Linked DNA regions of Homo sapiens: region 2 is linked to region 1. Evidence: read pairs that join two places in POLR2A ChIA-PET (ENCODE). Cell type or tissue: Panc1. All regions are shown on one strand. Region 1 has its middle 36 kb from the start of PNLDC1. Region 2 overlaps IGF2R (insulin like growth factor 2 receptor).

Region 1 (2,500 bases):
ATAATAATTACCACTGTATGCACCTGTGCTAAGCATTTTTTTTTTTTTTAAGAGACAGGATGCCGCTCTGTAGCCCAGGCTGGAGTGCAGTGGTACAATCATAGTTCATTGCAGCCTGCTCCAACTCCTGGACTCAAAAGATCCTCCCACCCCAGCATCCCAAGTAGCTAGGACTACAGGCGTGCACCACCACACCCATCTAATTTTTAAAATTTTTTGTGGAGATGGAGGTCTCATTGTGTTGCCCCGGCCGGTCTCAAGCTCCCTGGCTCAAGCAATCCCCCTGCCTCGGCCTTCCAAAGTGAGCCACTGCACCGGGCCACTATAAGCATCTCACATACACCATCTCACCAAACACGAAAACGGCAAGGTTGACATTAACACTACTGGCACTACTTTCACAACCACAGACTTGGATGTGAAGAAATGTCCCTTCATAATTTCTCCACAATTAAAAATAACTCCATTTCCTAGGTCGTGAGGTCGAAAATATTCAGTCCTACCAATTCAGAACTCAGTTTCTCAGGAGTCCCTTCCTCCGACGCTTCCTCGTCTCCCTGGAGGTGATGGCAGCCCTCTGGGGAGGGCGGATGGTTCCTGCTCCTGCCACAGGGAAGGAGCACCCGGTCCTCTGGCTTCCTCTGCTGGCTTCTGTGAAATCTGTTTCTTGCTGGTCCTCACAGTCATGCATTGCCTCCTTGCCGAGATCCTACGTCCTGGCGTGGGCTCCTGCTCGCGTGGCGCTCCCCTGCTGCATCTTGGTCCCCCAGAGCTGATGTGGTCCCCTTGGGGCGAGCTAGTTCTGCGCCCTGAGAGCCACATCTCACTTTTCTCACGCTCTGTCTGGAGGCCCCCCGCCCCAGGTGACTTGCCAGCCACCGTCAGCTGGATTCAGTCAGTGGGATGCCCTGCGGGGAGGTGGGGGCAGGAGGAATGGGGGAGCCAGCTGATGTCATCCATTCTCACCCAGTCTCTTGGCTTCTCAGGCAGCACCTGCAGGACCTCCACAGCCCCCGCAGCACCCGCCTCCCTCCCAGCCCTCCCAAGGGGCCATGGGGATTTCGGGTGTTACTAAGCTCTGGGGCCCGTCTCGTTCCCTGTGCAGCCTTTTGGCTCTTCCATCGTCTGTAGAACTGAAACAGCGCATCCAACTCCCTAAAGTGGGTTATGGTTTCCTGATGCGAAGCTGCCTGATAGAAAGTCGCAGGACACTTAGCAGCTCCTGCCCTCGGCCCACCCCCCCGCCACGCCTCGCCGTTCCTGTTTGTTGTGGGGTCTCACCCACTCCCTGGGAAGCCCCCAGTAGCCTTTCTGCTCCGGGGTCCCTCCAGGCTTCTTTTCTACAGCTCCTCGGAGACCCTGGGCCTTCCAGCCCTGGCCTCCCCCGCGCGGCTGCTCGAGCACGTATCTCTTCTTGGATGGAAAACGGCTCCTTATCATCGTGCATTTTTCTACCCATGACTTCCCTCACAAACTGGGCAGCATCCAGGAGGCTCTGCTGGGGATATGCCATGCCAAGTTTTCAGCATTGTGAAAAACATGAAGTAAAACCTCTCTCAAGAGTCAGCTTTGCAAATCAAAAGCACTCTGGCTTTCATACAGTTGCCTCTGTTCTGTCTTCCAAAATCCTACATAGATTAAACTCAGAAGCCAAGAATTTGACTTTTTGGTAGAGGCTATAGCCTACCATCCCCCTGGGACAGTTAATATTCCTGATTATGGTGGATAAAGAGCTGTGATAGGAGGAGCAGGAACCTCAGCTTTAAAATCTCCAAAATGGCCAGGCGCGGTGACTCACGTCTGTAATCCCAGCACTTTGGGAGGCCGAGGCGGGTGGATCACCTGAGGTCAGGAGTTCTAGACAAGCCTGGCCAACATGGTGAAACCCTGCCTCTACTAAAAACTAAAATAATAATAATAATAATAATAGAAAAATAAAATCTCCAAAATGTATCCTGTTACATTATTGCCATTTTACAAATAAAGAAATAAAGTTTTTCTTCTCTTGCCAACTGACTACTGGCAAATCAACAACCATTTTCTTTAATGTTTGAGCAAATTGTATCCCAATTCCTGTCTTGATAAAGACAGTTGGGCATTCAAGAAAATTCCTGGCCAATGGCAATGAAATTGAGAAGAAAACAGACTGCCCGGGGCCTTCTCAGATACAAATCTCATGTATTAGCATTATGTGAAGATCCATTGATATATTCCTTCTCTCATGTGCTGTTTACCGTAGGCTCCCCCTACCCCATCTGGGCAGCCAGGCAGGAGAGCAGCCATGGGATAATAAAGTGGATTATTCCATATTGAAGGCCTTTTTGGACAATTGTATGGTGGCCTTGAAATGTACTTTCTCATTTAGACGTGGTGAGCAATGGGCGAACCAGAGAAACAAAGAAATCAGTTATTGGCTTTTAAGCTAAAAATAAAACAGGAAAGATTTGCAAGTCTGTCCTATTCAACAAAGCTGCTTTCCCTCCTCCTCTCCTCCAGGCCT
Region 2 (2,500 bases), 140 kb before region 1:
TGAAGAAGAAATGCTCTCTGGTTGAGGCAGAAACCCCAAGACACTAATGGAGAGCTCTGGGAGGGCGAGAAACAGGTTATAAAAATAAATCCCTGATGTAAGGCAGCATCTGTAACTTACAGATAAAGCAACTGCTACCACTACAGCACCAATGAACACCGAGGACGTGCCAGGCATTCAAATGTCTTCCAATTCCCACACCTAGCCTACAACACGGTTAGCATCCCACGCCTAGCCTACAACACGGTTAGCATCCCACGCCTAGCCTACAACACGGTTAGCATCCCACGCCTAGCCTACAACACGGTTAGCATCCCACGCCTAGCCTACAAACATGGTTAGCATCCTGACTGGACACACACGGAAAGGAAGACTTCAGAGGTTCTGTGACTTGCCCAAGGCCTGTGAGGGGAGGAGTCTGGATTCAAGCCCAGGAAAGTGACTTCCAAAACTAACTCCCTAATGAGAGGTTTTCAAATAGGAAAGAGAGAAAGAAAACTAAGTCCCACCCCTCTTGAGGAGGAAAATGAGGTCCAGAGAAAAGAAGTGATTGGACACAGCCAACTCAACAATCCAGATCCCCCGTCTCAGGCCACACGCTGCCAGCAGCAATCAACAGGGGTTTAGCAGCTGTGTCTTGGCAGAACAGCGCTTGGGGGTGACATTGGGAGGGTGGAAAGGACCTAAAGCGCCAAGAACAGCCACAGAGGCACATCCTGCCCATCCCCTAGTCTCCCTGAAAACAATTTACAGCCAAATTCCAACAACTGCTCCCAGCCCTACCCCACGCAGCTGCACAAGGAGGCAGCCAAGGTCGGGTGGAGACCCACTGCAGAGTGCACGGTCAGGAGTCACCTGTCACTGCAAGGGCACCAGCACCATGCAATCATGGTGACAAACTCAAACCAAAGAAACTGGGCCCAAGGAAAAATAATTAATAGAGCAATCAGAGCAGAACTTTAAGAGAGATCTTCAGAGGGTTGACAGAAGCTACAGCGTCCACGCAGAAAGAACAGGCAGCTGTGACTACACATCAGCTGAGATTCTGCAACAAAAGACAACAGGGAAGCAGAAGAACATCTGAACCATGGGAGAACTGGTAAGCTGGGCGACAGCAGCAAACGACATCCAGCTACATGCCTGTCCACAGCGGCAGCCAGATACAAATAATAAAAGCAACAGACAAACCGAAGAAGAGTTAGGGCAAAGAAAAGCTGAACAGCACCATGAGTAACTTTGACCCAAACAGAGAACTTTTTTTCCAAACACATAATACCCTCCCAACTTGACTAGGTGTTAGGCCACAAGGGAAATGTCAGTAAGTTCCACCACATTTACCCGCACAATGGAAAAAATAAATTTAAAACCCCCAAAGTCCATGGACCTGAAAAAAATAAAAATCTAAAAATTTAGTGGGTCCAGGAAGTTGAAACAGATAGAACTTTTGAATCCAAAAAGGGAATACACAAAATTGAAATATGGAGAAAAAAAAAAGTATCAGAATCTATGAGTGGTATGGTACTCCGAAGAAAGAAACATGAAGCTTTAAATATATTTCTTAATTATGCAAAATGATTTAAAATAAAAGAGCTAAGCATTCAAGTCAAACGAGAAACAGAAAAATGATGTAGAAGTTACTGAGTGGATAAATTAATAAAATTGCAAATAAAAGGTGAAAAGATGAAAAAACAAAACACTAGTTCTTTTGGAAAGACTTTAAAAAGGTAAATAAGTCTTTAGTAAATATAATTAAGAAAAAAGTACACAAGTAAACATCAGGAATTTTAAAAATTTACCTAGAGCTATAGAGTATCAAAAATATGAGAGTAGCATGCTACTTATTAAATATGAATACACAATTAAAATGACAATTTTCTAGGAAAATAGAGATTACCAAAATTGGCCCAAGAAAAAGTAGAAAATCTGAATAGAAAAATAAACTAGATAAAACTGAAAATAAAACTAGAAAAAACCATAATCAAAAGTCCTCCCCGATGATATTCCACCTAAGAGCCTGCCAGGGCCAGATAGTTTTACTGGTGAATTCTACCAAACTTTAAGAAACAGAAAATGTCCATCTTATATACAAACTGTTTCACCACATACAAAAATACTAAAAGCTAACTAGCTCCTTCCACAAAGCAAACATATTATTAATAACAAAATCCATCAAGAACAGCAGAGCAAAAAAACTGTAGCCCAATCTCACTTAAAAACAGAGCTGTAAGCATATTTCATAAAGTATTAGTAAACAGAACTAGATATATTCATGGAAATAAATAAACTTTTACCCTTTTTGTGGTGTTATTTATATATGTGCGTGTGTATATATTATATATAACTATATATTATATATTATATATAATACATATATAATATACACTATAATATATATATAATAAATATGCTTATATAATATATACACAATACATATACTTTATATATATATATATATAAATATATATAATACATGTATGGGTTTTTTTTTCCCATCTGGTTT

What was found. Peaks named below come from ENCODE experiments on the same cell type or tissue, not always from the same donor. Only the 100,000 strongest peaks of a DNase experiment are listed, where the experiment ranks them.
Region 2: POLR2A ChIA-PET joins it to region 1 with 5 read pairs; 2 of 35 experiments call an interaction of 5 or more read pairs at or near these places.

The regions. Positions count from the first base shown.
Region 1 is chr6:159,835,453-159,837,952 of GRCh38, reverse strand. No RefSeq gene overlaps it. Among named protein-coding and RNA genes, the nearest start is that of PNLDC1, 36 kb to the right of the region's middle. In Panc1, no CTCF peak of the experiment used is centred here; no DNase peak of the experiment used is centred here.
Region 2 is chr6:159,975,641-159,978,140 of GRCh38, reverse strand. The region is part of intron 1 of IGF2R (insulin like growth factor 2 receptor); the gene reads right to left. Among named protein-coding and RNA genes, the nearest start is that of IGF2R, 7.8 kb to the right of the region's middle. RefSeq lists an enhancer at 1-143. In Panc1, no CTCF peak of the experiment used is centred here; no DNase peak of the experiment used is centred here; H3K4me3 peaks cover 1,096 bases; H3K27ac peaks cover 1,699 bases.